Regions from separate parts of the Homo sapiens genome. Here region 1 is linked to region 2. The links are chromatin contacts, found by POLR2A ChIA-PET in ENCODE. All regions are on one chromosome and are shown on one strand. The core of a region is the stretch at or near the end of the contact, and the rest is flanking DNA. Distances in the headings are between cores, read along the strand shown. Region 1 overlaps MTMR12 (myotubularin related protein 12). Region 2 overlaps PDZD2 (PDZ domain containing 2).

Evidence for each region. ChIA-PET counts read pairs that join two places held with the same protein, here RNA polymerase II (POLR2A).
Region 1: POLR2A ChIA-PET joins it to region 2 with 10 read pairs in AG04450. The contact joins two enhancer-like sites. POLR2A ChIA-PET finds 5 or more read pairs at or near these places in 2 of 52 experiments (AG04450 and WTC11).

Annotation. Positions count from the first base shown.
Region 1 is chr5:32,238,643-32,245,510 of GRCh38, reverse strand. MTMR12 (myotubularin related protein 12) reads left to right here. Exons shown (of 16, transcript NM_001040446.3): 11 at 1,912-1,990; 12 at 3,384-3,454; 13 at 6,338-6,510. Among named protein-coding and RNA genes, the nearest start is that of GOLPH3, 68 kb to the right of the region's middle. Within about 2 kb of position 3,935, at least 3 of the 41 ENCODE cell types and tissues checked have a DNase peak (open chromatin) inside an H3K27ac peak, as active enhancers do.
Region 2 is chr5:32,074,951-32,082,220 of GRCh38, reverse strand. It overlaps PDZD2 (PDZ domain containing 2), which reads right to left. Exons shown (of 25, transcript NM_178140.4): 19 at 4,615-4,759. Among named protein-coding and RNA genes, the nearest start is that of GOLPH3, 96 kb to the left of the region's middle. Within about 2 kb of position 4,725, at least 2 of the 41 ENCODE cell types and tissues checked have a DNase peak (open chromatin) inside an H3K27ac peak, as active enhancers do.

The DNA.
Region 1 (6,868 bases), core at 2,686-5,185, 160 kb before region 2:
GTAGAAAAATGCCCAGGAAGACTTCATCAGAGGGTCCTTCTCTACTGCTCATTCCTCCTATCAAACAAGGGCAATTTTGCAAGAGTTTTGATGGGAACTCATTAGGCATCTACCTTAAAAGTCTGATTTGGCTTCTTCTGACTTCATTTTCTAATCTTAAAAAATCCTTAAAGGGGGCTGGGCGTAGTAGCTCACGTGTATAATTGCAGCACTTTGGGAGGCCGAGGTGGGCGGATCACCAGAGGTCAGGAATTCAAGACCAGCCTAGCCAACATGGTGAAACCCCATCTCTACTAAAAATACAAAAATTAGCCAGGCATGGTGGTGGGCACCTGTAATGCCAGCTACTCCGGAGGCTGAGACAGAAGAATCGCTTGAACCCGGGAGGCAGAGGTTGCAGTGAGCTGAGATTGTGCCATTGCACATTGCGCTCCAGCCTGGGTGACAAGAGCAAAACTCCATCTCAAAAAAAACACAAAAATCCTTGAAGGGAACACATTTTTTTTTTTCAGTTAATAATGTAAAATAGACTGCAATGACATGGTTAAATTCCCAGGACCCTCAGTTCTTTAGAGGGGGTTGAGAGTGTCTTAAACTTGATGGAGCTTATGTTGAGAAATAAAGTTTATATTTTTTATTTTCATCTTTTAATTCCATGTTTTCACATACTTTTTGAAGTCCCCTTGTATATATTAACTATGCTAGTCGTTGGTGATAAAGAGAAATATAACACCAAGAGCTTATATTCTTGCAGGGGAAACAGCAATGTATGACTCTTAACTCAAACTAAAACATTACAATACATGTTTACTATTTAATCAAGGACACTCATTCTAGTTTTATTTCAGTCACTCAGGACTTTCAGGGATATCTGTCTTTTATTGATTTGAGTTTGCAACTTTTTTTTTCTTTTTTTCTTGAGATGGAGTTCTGTTCTTGTTGCCCAGGCTGGAGTGCAATGGTGCGATCTTAGCTCACTGTAACCTCCGCCACCCTGGTTCAAGCAATTCTCCTGCCTCAGCCTCCCAAGTGGCTGGGATTACAGGCATGGGCCACCACCCCCAGCTAATTTTTTTGTATTTTAGTAGAGACGGGGTTTCTCTGTGTTGGTCAGGCTGGTCTCAAACTTCTGACCTCAGGTGACGCGCCCACCTCCGCCTCCCAAAGTGCAGGGATTACAGGCGTGAGCCACCACATCTGGCCTTTTTTTTTTTTTTTCTTTTCATTTTTTAGAAACAGGGTCTCACTCTGTTGCCAAGGCTAGGGTGCAGTGGCGCCACCATAGCTCACTGCAGCCTCAAACTCCTGGCCTCAAGTGATCTTCCTGCTTCTGGGATTATAGTGCTGGGATTATAGGCATGAGCCACAGCACCCAGCCTGAGTTTGCAGCTTTTAAATATATTGGATTTCTGTAAGATTTAAGGTTCTCTGTTTTATAAGGCATGTAGGAGGAGTCATGTCATGGTATGCTGGGTGGACGAACTTGTGCATTGAGATTCTAATGAAAGTTAAGCCTGACCCTTAGGCTTCCGTGGCATCAGGATGGATCCAGTTGCATTTTCCACTTCTAGAATTAACAGCCTGGATGTCAACTATTTCTGCCTAAAGCATGTTACTCTCTGTCGACCTACAGGATGAACCATGGCTTTGTGTATGCATTGTAGGAATTTCTTATTTCAGCAATAAAGATCTCTTTTTGACCACCACAATCTTCTAGGGGCCTACAGCTCAGAAACCATTTCAGCTGAAGTTTTGAAATGACCCTTACTCAAAATAGAGTCCTGTGCCTGGATTCTGCAGTTTGAGTCAGGACTGTTAATCTGAATGACACAGTTGAGGAGCACAGGATTTTTGTGGCAAGTATGTCAGTGAACAATGACCTGACGTCTTTACTCCTTTTTCTTTTTTCAGATAACAGTACTGAATTTTGGGACACAGATATAAAATGGTTTTCTCTGTTGGAAAGTAGCAGCTGGCTTGACATAATCAGGTATTTCAAACCATTGTTTTACTCATGAATTTTGTAATTGTATAACTCAGGGTAGTAGATCAAACCGACAAATAATTTAACTGTTTGATATTTGACAGTTAAATATTCTTAGATCACATGTTCTACAGCTAGATTTTATATTTGCTACTTATTTCTGTGCACATTTGATAGGAATTTATGAACATGCCACCTGCTTACAAGGAGATGTACTCTACAGACAAGGCATTGAAAAAACACAGAAAGAGTGTGACAACCCAGAATTATTATTGAGGCAGCAGTGCTGGCCTCCAGGGAGGAAACTGAGGGTGAGAACAGGAGTGATACTGACTTTTCACTGAATACCTTTTTTAATCTTGTGTCTTACGCATATATTATCTGTGTTTTTAAAAACCATGATTAATGTCAGTTATTTTTGGTTTGGGAGTTAGGTTGAGAGTTCCAGAAAACAGTTATATTGCCTTTCCTACTTTCTATATTGAATAGCTCTTCTCTGTTGCCATTAAATAGAGGATATGGCAGAGAAAGGTGCAAAACAGAAATGATGATCAGGATGACAGAGTAGCTCTAATGCTAGGCTACATTTCAGGAGGGAGAGCAATGCTTCCTACTGCCTCACACACATTCTCCCTCCATTCTGAAGTGAGTACTGCGGAAAGGAGCCTTGGCCCTCCAGACACTGAACTGTGCTCCAGACATCCTGCTACACGTCTCATAATTTGAATATATAATGGCAGACAGGGATAAATGTTATGGAAGCAAAGAACCCTTCTTTGTGTGGGGTGGGCAGAGAAGGGTGAGCATCTCTAGCCAGATGAAGAGTCGGGGTGTGGGAAGGGAAGGTGGCTGGGGGGTAGGAGAGGACACGTCTGCAAGCAGAAGACAACAGATGTGAAGGCCCCCAGTTATACAAGTCAAAGCTGGGAATAGCGGCAACAGTCGCAAAGGGAATAACGTGTAGAGAGAGACAAAAAGGATTTCTGAGCATATTGGAGCTTTTTAGCCATTCTGATACATTCAGCAGGTCACCTTAAGTAAAGCAATCTGGACATGTCTCACATTCTCCAGGTATGGATTTTTATGAATCTTGCTCACCAGCAGACTCAGGCGTGAGTTTTTAATAAGAATGTCTAGTTTAGAAATTACCTAGGAGCATTTTCACATCAACTTTAGGATTCCCTCCTGAAAATTTTCAGTTTCTAATGGGCAGGAATATATCCCAGTATCTAAATAATGTAAATGGAAGTTCGTTTCTTTTCTAGAGGATTTTAGCGTGGAAAAAAAAAAAATAAGAGAGAAGACTGAAGATCAAGTCAGACTCTCTCTCAACTACGTAGTGTTTGTGTTACCAAGCTCATGAACTAATGCCCCTTTTTCTTGTCTCTTTCCTATTCAGACGTTGCCTGAAAAAAGCAATAGAGATTACAGAATGTATGGAAGCACAAAACATGAATGTTCTTCTTTTAGGTAATATATAGGAAGCACAAAGGATGATTTCCATTTTCCTTCACTTGAGATTCAATTTTTGTATATGTAGCTTTATGTATTTGGAAACAAAAGGAGTGAGTTAGTGTAGAAATCCTTCCTATTCCTTTCTCCCTAACCTTGGAATCCTTTGCCTTGGATTTCAGTGTTAGAGTTTAAAACAAAATTCTTTCACTTTGCACTTGGCAGACCTATTCACAGTCCACAAAGGAATTGTTGGTATCTTTACCAAAGCTCACATTTCTTAATGTTTTGGATTTTGTTTTATATTAACTGAGCTTGGTTAAATTTAAAATCTTTTTAGAATCCCTCTTATATAAAGAGATCCATGGATGACTTGGTTGTTATTTTTATATCTTTGTGGTTGACAACTTTATTCAGTTACCATAGAAACTTGGTGGCCTGTGAGTTCCTTTTCCTCAGTGGGCTTAACTCGCTGTACATGATGCAAACATTCAGAATGTGCGAAAGCAAGTGTGAACCACCATGCAAGGAAGATTGGTGCTGTAACTAGTTACATATGAGCTAAAATATTACCTGCTGTTTAGAAATACTATGTTTCGTTTAGCCCCACACTATAAATTAAGTAGATTGTCTCATGCTTTATACCCCCAAGCTTTTATCATTCTCTGAAACTCTGTAACTGTTGGCCCTGGGTTCTAAGGGCAGCCTGGAAAATGTATCTTTCTGTGGCTTCTGTCCATCTGATATTGGCTGACCGACTTAGATTTGAATACATTTATTGAGCCTCTGCCATGTGCAGGGCTCTGTTCCGCCTTCAAGAAGTTTGCAACCTAATGAGAGAGTTGCCTTAAGTGTGCTATTGAAAAAGACCTAACCAGCCGTGACAGAACAGAGCATTATTTGAGTACTGAGCAACTAGTGAAAAGGGGGAGGGATAAAGATTGGAGGTCTAAGAAACGGAAGGACTCAGGGCCAGAACACATTAATCACAGAGTTGCATAGAGTGAAATTTGAATCTTTGACTGATAGAACTGAGAAATCCTTCACTCCTGGATGGACTACTGAATTGTCTCACCTTGGAAATCTCTTTTAGTCCTTCATTCCATTACCCACAGGAGTATCATTAACACCCTTCAGATCCAAGAAGAAAGAGTTCCTTAAAAATGAAACTTGTGGCTGGACACGGTGGCTCACACCTGTAATCCCAGAATTTTGGGAGGCCAAGGCAGGCAGATCACTTGGGGCCAGGAGTTGGAGACCAGCCTGGCCAACATGACGAAACCCTGTCTCTACTAATAATGCAAAAATTAGTCGGGCTTGGTCCTGTGTGCCTGTAGTCCTGGCTACTCGGGAGGCTGAGGCACAAGAATTGCTTTAATCTGGGAGGCAGAGGTTGCAGTGAGCCAAGATTGTGCCGCTGCACTCCAGCCTGGGTGACAGAGTGAGACTCTGTCTCCAAAAAGAAACTTGTTTTGAAAATTGATAGCACTAGAAGACAAAAATGAAAATCTGTTTCTCTGTAACCCATGTCATCCCATAGTTGAGGCTTGTTTCCTGGAGGGAGAAGTGTAAGCTTGGACCCATAGTGCTCTGTGATTATAGGGGTCAGGATGAAAGAGTTATCACAATATGAGCACCTCCCTAGTTACAATTCATTCCTTTTTTTTTTTTTTTTTGAGACGGAGTCTCCCTCTGTTGTCCAGGCTGGAGTGCAATGGTGCGATCTCAGCTCACGGCAACCTCTGTCTCCCTGGTTCAAGCGATTCTTCTGCCTCAGCCTCCTGAGTAGCTGGGATTACAGGCGTGCACCACCATGCCCAGCTAATTTTTGTATTTTTAGTAGAGACGGGGTTTCACCATGTTGGTCAGACTGGTCTCGAACTCCTGACATCGTGATCCACCCGCCTCGGCCTCCCAAAGTGCTGGGATTACAGGCATGAGCCACCGCGCCCGGCCTACAATTCATTCTTAAGTTTCTCTAACACCAATGATACTAGCACCATCCTCCTCATGGACATTTTTTAAAAACAACTCGAGTTGCACCTATTTTTGTGAAAGGGAAACTATGGGGATGTAGACCCTGACTTTTAGGATCTTAAAACTCTTAAGACAAATGCACGGATAAAGATATGTGGTTCTTTTGCTCTAAGTCATGAATGTTAAACAAGTATGTGAGTGGACTTTTCATCAAATGAGTTTTGGAAAGTGCATGGCAGGTGGGCATGTAGAAGTAGACCAAGGAGAGTTTGTCTCCTAGGATAGGCAGGAGAAGCAGGCACCTCTGTGCCCCTCAAACAGAAAAGGACAGAGCCTTAGAGCTGAAAATAGAAATAATTTTGCTACAGTCAAGAAATATTAAACTTTCTCCAAAGTAGAGTTAGTGGAGGACTTAGGAGTGGAGGAAGGGATGTCTGAGGTGAGTTTGAGAAGCAGCTGAGCCATGAAATAGTGAGTTCAGTGACGGAGGCGTCCACACCCCAGGAGGAGTTCAGTGACGGAGGCTTCCACACCCTAGGAGGGAAGAGCTTTAGTCTTGGCCTGCGGAGCCTGGCAGGTCATCATTATGTGGGTGATTCTCCTGTCTCTGTGTGGCACACCTAGACCCCCACAAGCTGAAAGTAGCTTTGCAGTGCTGCATTTATTTATTCAGTATGCAAATCCACATTTAGTACCAGCGTATGCCAGAACCTGTACTAGACATGCTAGAGCAGTTCATGTCTCAGTCTGAAAACATAACCCTTTGTTATTGGCCCTTGCCTTTAGGGAATAAGAACATGACTGTTAATAGTAGACCTTGGTGTTGGGAATCCTACTTTTAACTGTGCAAGTGAGAGCATTCTGAAACTTTTTAACATTTTATGCCCTCCTTCCTCTTTGCACTGCTGCTGGGGCCTCTCCTAGAGGAGAATGCATCCGACCTCTGCTGTCTCATTTCCTCTCTGGTGCAACTGATGATGGACCCCCACTGCAGAACCAGAATTGGTTTCCAGAGCCTCATCCAAAAGGAGTGGGTCATGGGTGGCCACTGTTTCTTGGATCGCTGCAACCATCTCCGCCAGAACGACAAAGAGGAGGTGAGTTCCCTCACTGCAGACTGTTTCCGTCATAGGGAGAACTACTGAATCTCTTATTTAATACCTGTCATCAGATGTAGTAGGATTGCTGCTTGCAAAGTGTAAGCCAAACAGGTTTGTTAAGAAAACTAGGATCGTTTCATTGTGTGATGACTTTGGATACTTTAAATAATAGTGAAACCTTTCCCAGAGGAAAGAGATATTAACAAGTATGTTCAGAGTTTTCTAAATTGTGTACACCAAGGGTGTATACATATTTCACAGTGGGAATAATATTTATTAATAAGACTTAAATATAAAGTAACTCAGTGAGGGAGACTCCTACCTTTTCTACAAAATTAGTCTTTGCAATAAAAAG
Region 2 (7,270 bases), core at 3,476-5,975:
GTGAATCGCCGTCTCTACTAAAAACACAAAAATTGGCCGAGCGTGGTGGTGGGCGCCTGTAATCCAAGCTACTCAGGAGGCTGAGGCAGGAGAATTGCTTCAACTCTGGAGGCAGAGGTTGCAGTGAGCCAAGATCGCGCCATTGCACTCCAGCCTGGGTGACAGAGGGAGACTCTGTCTCAAAAAAAAAAAAAACAAAGATATGCCAGGCGCGGTGGCTCACGCCTGTAATCCCAGCACTTCGGGAGGCCGAGGTGGGCAGATCACGAGTTCAGGAGATTGAGACCATCCTAACACGGTGAAACCCCATCTCTACTAAAAATACAAAAAAATCAGCTGGGCGTGGTGGCGGACGCCTGTAGTCCCAGCTACTCAGGAGGCTGAGGCAGGAGAATGGCATGAACCTGGGAGGCAGAGCGTACAGTGAGCCAAGATCACACCACTGCACTCCAGCCTGGGCAACAGAGCAAGACTCCGCCACAAAACAAAACAAAACAAAACAAAGACATGTTTTGAAGAACATCCTTCTTACATACTGGAAAGCAGCTATTTGTAATAACACTGGAAGAAGAACTGCTACGAGCACTCAAGTACTCAGCAGGACCAACTGGTCACAGATAGCCTTTTCATTGGGAAGGAGAGAGAAATACCTAAACAAAAGGAGACAGAAGCTCTAAAATCTTTTAGAGATCCGGTAATCGGGTATTTCAGATACACCCCAAAAGCCCTTGAGGGTGCCAGTGTGTCACTGCAACTCGATCAATCCTGACGAGGACCCTTAAAGAATTAAATGGTAACTAATATATTATGTTTTGACATGTTAACTAAATATAGCACATATATCATTGCCTGTTAAATATAATCAGTTCCTGGTCTAGCATTCCTGGCTGCTCAGTGGGTGTAAGGGACACATAGCTGCACCTTTCTCAAGGCTCATTATCTATGGGAAATCCAGAGAGGGCAAGGCAGAAAAGCATCCAAACATCTGCACCCACCGGGGTCAGTACAGTCACAGAGGTGCACAGAGCTCCAGGGAGTACGGGGCTGGGAGACGAAATTCTCTCTACACTATAACACAAGAGAACTTGACATGCAGCAACCCACTTACTTAAGGTACAAACCCGCGGTATTTTTTTTTTTTTTTAAGTTCTGGGATACATGTGCAGGATGCGCAGGTTTGTTACACAGGGAAATGTGTGCCATGGTGGTTTGCTGCACCTATCAACCCGTGACCTAGGTATTAAGCCCTGCATGCATTAGCTATTGATCCTGATGCTCTCCCTCCCCCCACCACCCCATCCGCAACAGGCTCCAGTGTGTGATGTTCCCTTCCCTGTGTCCATGTGTTCTCATTGTTTAGCTCCCACTTATAAGTAAGAACATGTGGTGTTTGGTTTTCTGTTTCTGTGTTAGTTTGCTGAGGATAATGGCTTCCAGCTCCATTCTTGTCCCTGCAAAGGACATGATCTCATTCCTTTTTATGGCTGCATAGTATTCCATAGTGTATATGTACTACATTTTCTAACACTGATGAAAACCTCAGTATTGACAAAAACTGGCCTACCTAGAATAAGAAATTCCTCAGTGGCAAGAAAGGAAAGAATGTACTGCATGAGGTTGCAAATAGGAAATGTTGGTTTAGTGAAAAAAACCAACCCTTTGCTGTCCCTCTTCTATTCCAAAGCAAATCTGGATTCCAAGAAAACTTCCAGAGGACCATTATGTAGAACATGCACTCTTAAAATGTATGAAGATACTGGCCTCAAATGAAGCCTTACTTTGAAAGGTGACATTGAAGGCTGCCTCAATGTAACTTCATCTCCCTCAAATAGAAACCCCTCACCCCCCACTTTTTTTTTTTTTTTTTTTTTTTGAGATGGAGTCTCGCTCTGTTGCCCAGGCTGGAGTGCAGTGGTGTGATCTCAGCTCGCTGCAAGCTCCACCTCCCGGGTTCACACCATTCTCCTGCCTCAGCTTCCTGAGTAGTTGGGACTACAGGTGCCCACCACCACGTCTGGCTAATTTTTTGTATTTTTAGTAGAGATGGGGTTTCACTGTGTTAGCCAGGATGGTCTCGATCTCCTGACCTTGTGATCCGTCCGTCTTGGCCTCCCAAAGTGCTGGGATTACAGGTGTGAGCCACTGCGCCCGGCCAAATAGAACCCTTTTTAACACTCTTTGCAGTAAAGTCAAATTGCTAACAAAAAAATGCTTGTTAGTGTTTGTCCAGCAAGTGAATGTGAACCCGAAAGAGAAACCAGAACCCACAGTAACAGCCTCATCACTAACAAAGGAACAAAGAGCCTCGGATCACAGAACAGAGACATCAGGGGCCTGTATTTTTTCTGTGAGTAGCCATCAGGGTATGGGATAGATATTCTGGGGTTTCACTTTTTTCTTTTTTTTTCTGAGACGGAGTCTCGCTCTTTTTGCCCAGGCTGGAGTGCAATGGCTCGATCTCGGCTCACTGCAACCTCTGCCTCCTGGGTTTAAACGATTCTCCTGCCTCAGCCTCCCAAGTAGCTGGGATTACAGGCGCCCGCCAACATGCCCAGCTAATTTTGTTTTGTATTTTTAGTAGAGACTGGGTTTCACCATGTTGGCCAGGCTGGTCTCGAACTCCTGACCTCGGGGGATCCACCCACCTCAGCCTCCCAAAGTGCTGGGATTACAGGTGTGAGCCACGGCACCCGGCCCACATTTTTATTTTGTAGGACAGCCCTAAAAAGGAAGGCTATCTTTTTTCTGTCTACCACCGTAGTTTGCTAACCAATCAGAAGGCAGGCGCTGAGACAGTAACAACCAGCCGACAGTTGCGGAGGACTGCCGGGACTCCCACAGAGCTCGACAAGTGGGATCACAGTCATCACCAGCCACTGAGAAGAGTGTCCCCTACCCACAGAGTGCAAGTTTAGAATCCAGATTTCCTTTTTTTTTTTTGTTTTTTTTTTGTTTTTTTTTTGAGACAGAGTCTCACTCTGTCCCCCAGGCTGGAGTGCAATGGCACAATCTCAGCTCACTGCAACCTCTGCCTCCTGGGTTCAAGCAATTCTCGTGTCTCAGCCTCCTGAGAAGCTAGGATTACAGGCATGCACCACAACACCCGCTAATTTTTTTATGTTTAGTAGAGGCGAGATTTCACTATGTTGGCCAGGCTGGTCTTGAACTCCTGACCTCAAGTGATCGGCCCCCCCTTGGCATCCCAAAGTGCTGGGATTACAGGCATGATGAGCCACCGCGCCCCACCAGAATCCAAAATTTCAATAAAGGTCTCCACTAACAAGGAAGCAAAGTCACTTAATTCAGTTGATTTTTAAAAATCATGTTTTACAATATTATTTTGTTCAACTACTAGATGATGGGTAGCCAAATTTTACATACACACATACACACCCCACACTTTTTTTTTTTTCCCAGAGATTGGGTCTAGTTCTGTCACCCAGGCTGGAGTGTAGTGGCGTGATCATAGCTCACTGCAGTCTCAAACTCCTAGGTTCAAGTAACCCTCCTGGTCTTAGCCTCCAAAGTATAGCCACATGCCACCACATCTAACTAATTTCCTTTTTTTTTTTTTTTTTTTTTAATTTTTGAGACACAGTTTCACTGTATAGCCCAGGCTGGAGTGCAATGGCATGATCTTGGCTCACTGCAACCTCCACCTCCCGGGTTCAAGCAATTCTACTGCCTCAGCCTCCTGAGTAGCTGGGATTATAAGCGTGCTCCACCATGCCCAGCTAATTTTTTTGTCTTTTTAGTAGAGATGGGGTTTCACCATGTTGGCCAGGCTGGTCTTAAACTCCTGACCTCATGATCTACTTGCCTCAGCTTCCCAAAGTGCTGGGATTACAGGCATGAGCCACTGCACCTGGCACCTAAATAAATACTGAGATAACTTCTGCCTCCACGATGTTACTTAATCTCTCATCAACACTTATGTGTGGTTTTTCAGTATCATTTCACTTGTCCTTTGTGGAGGTTTTTGTTGCCATTTCTCAGTGCATTTGATTTCACGTAGGCAGAGTGCTGTGATTTTGATGGGTGGGAAGTCCTTTTGATTCATCTCATGTCTTGTTGGTGTCACAAAAGGGTAAAAAGGGTCAACTGACTGAAAATGGATGTGTTCAACATGGCATGAAAACGATGAGTTTAGGCACAATGATATAGTAAAGGTGCTAAATGCAGGCAGTATTTAAATGTTAATTTGTGTAAAAGATTTTTCTCCTTAAAAATATCAATTTCCTTTCTTTCTTTTTTCTTTTTTTTTTGACAGAGTCTTGCTCTTGTTGCCCAGGCTGCAGTGCAATGGTGCCACCTTGGCTCACTGCAACCTCCGCCTACCCAGTTCAAGCGATTCTCCTGCCTCAGCCTCCCAAGTAGCTGGGATTAAAGGTGCGCACCACCACGCCCGGCTAATTTTTGTATTTTTAGTAGAGATGGGGTTTCACCATGTTGGCCAGGCTGGTCTCAAACTCCTGACCTCAAGTGGTCCGCCCACCTCGGCCTCCCAGAGTGCTGGGATTACAGGTGTAAGCCACTGCGCCTGGCCTGTATAATGCTTTCATTAGGGTATCTCCCCACCTACTTTAAGATTAACAAATGGGAAAATAATCTTACCAGTCATGGGTTGTTGCCCCAGCTCTGATGCAGCTTTGGGCAGGTTCTCTGTGAGGTGGCTGGCATCCAGATGGGACAGAGCACTGGCTAGTTCACAGCTGGTAGAGACACAAGCATCTCCAGTGGTCAGCTTTCCCAGAGATTCCTGGCACAATGACAACCACAAGCCACTTGAAATAACTTTCAGGCTTTCTGCACCGTAAGATGAGATCATATATAGAGAGCAGAGCTAGTTCAGGAAAAGGCAAAGGGGCCCTGGACTAGGAGCCAGCAGATCCAGATTGTGGGTTTAAGGTCTGCTAGGAATTAAATGGTCATATCATTCTTCCCCAAGCCTCCATTTTTTTCAACTCTAAAATGGGCATAAAACATTCCCAGTCTTACTCATAGAGCTTAAAAGAAGACGATTAAATGAGAACAGTTATAAAAACAGCACATATAAGGCTAGACAGATGTAAGGTATTGTTATTATATTGCATAGAGATATCCAAGACTATAACACTAACTCCTTAGTTTGGTAGTGAGGGAATGAACGAATCTGGATAAACAAAATTGACATTTCATATTTCAAGACTTCACTTTGGCTAAGTGTCCATTACTTTCTCTTCTTCTACCTAACATTCAATGCAATGAAATTCTAAAACTAACAGTTAAATCAGCTTCATGTGAAATTTATCCATTGTGAGTGATAAAGTGGCCCAAAGGTGGCAGCAGAGCACAGAGGTGAAAGGGATAATATGTCTTTCAGCAGCTTTGGTAAGAAATCTTTTCATAAAATGTCAGTTACCAGCTGAGGGAAACCTAGATAGAGTTTAACTCAGTTAATTTTCTATTTATTAGTAACACAAATGTAACATAAAAACAGTAGAGGAGTTTCAGAACTAGACAGAGGTGGTGGGTCATATTGCATTCTGAATGTACTAAGTGCCATTGACTTGTACATTTCAAAATGGTTAATTTCATGTTATATGAATTTCACTTCAATTTAAATCAAGTAGTAAATAAAAACAGAATTTAACTCACGTACCAAAAGAGGAAGGTTTTTTCTTCCAATATTTGAGGACATATACTTTATAGCAATCCATTCTATTTTCTTTCTCAGATATAAATAAAATCAAATTTTGTAACTAAAATTTTTATGAGAAAAATTAGTCTTGTACAAGTTTCAAATGCTGCTCAAAAGTTCATTCTGAGAGTATTAACTTAGAATTACAAAACTCTTATTTTAATAGATATAAATTATTATGAATAAAAACCCTAATTTGCCTTTATACAGTTATCCAAAACTTGTGATTTGTTTTTTTTTTTTTTTTTTTTTCTTGAGACCGAGTCTTGCTCTGTCACCCAGGCTGGAGTACAGTGGCACGATCTCAGCTCACTGCAACCACCACCTCCCGAGTTCAAGAGATTCTCCTGCCTCAGACTCCCGAGTAGCTGGGATTACAGGTGCACACCACCACACCTGACTGATTTTTGTATTTTCAGTAGAGACGGGGTTTTGCCATGTTGGCCAGGCTGGTCTCTAATTCCTGACCTCAGGTGATCCACCTGCCTCAGCATCCCAAAGTGCTGGGATTACAGGCGTGAGCCACTGTGCCCGGCCGATGCTTTTTAAAAGAAGAAATTTACCCAATGGCCAAACATTATATTTTAAAACACAGGTAGTGGTTGGAGGTAAAATATGATATTTGAGGAGAAGGAAAAAAGATGTGCATTTCTATTAAAACAAAAATAAGGTTAAAAAAACGACTTTTGCCTGGTATAGTTTTTATGACTTAGCATTTTCCAGGTCTATTGACATATATGTTTATATAAACCACTTGAACACACATCTATAATAATATGGCTTTATAAGTCATCTCAGATTCTTTGTTCAGCGAGAGAGAGAGAGAAGTTATTTATGTTAAGGAGATTATAAACAACATTGATTTCTCGTACTGTCTCCTTGATAAAGTAGAGGTATATTGAACATTTTTAAAAATGAACAATTTGATATTCTAACATACTCGTAACCAAGTAGTAACATAACCAATATTAACTTGCATTTAATGTGGTACATTATCAATTTCTAAGTGAATGCATTCCTGTTATTCCATATGATACCACAGCAAGGTTATGAGTGGCTATAATTATATATAACCAATGTAGAAATTTGGAAAAATATAAGGATCACTCATAACCTTATCAGCTGGAGGGAATCACTGTTAACATATATTTGATGGTCCCTCCAGCTCTGTGAGATGACCAAGGCAGAGAGCACCAGCCCAGAGAACTAAGCTCAGAAATGTTTAATAACTTGCCCAAGTTGTAACTCGACCAGTGCCAACTAGTCAGCAGTGGAGCTCATGCCAGGCCCATGGTTTTACTTTCCCTGTGCCACACTGCCTTTCCATCATTAGCCACAGGTGCTGTGTACAGGTAAGACAGAGATTCTATAGTATCTTCTGGCCAAATGATCTCATGACTAACCTGCTGATACATTAATAAGCTCCCTAGGCTGGGTGCGGTGGCTCACGCTTGTAATCCCAGCACTTCAGGAGGCCGAGGCAGGTGGATCACCTGAGGCCAGGAGTTCGAGACCAGCCTGACCAATATGGTGAAACCCTGTCTCTACTAAAAAATACAAAAATTAGCCAGGCGTGGTGGTGTGCGCCTG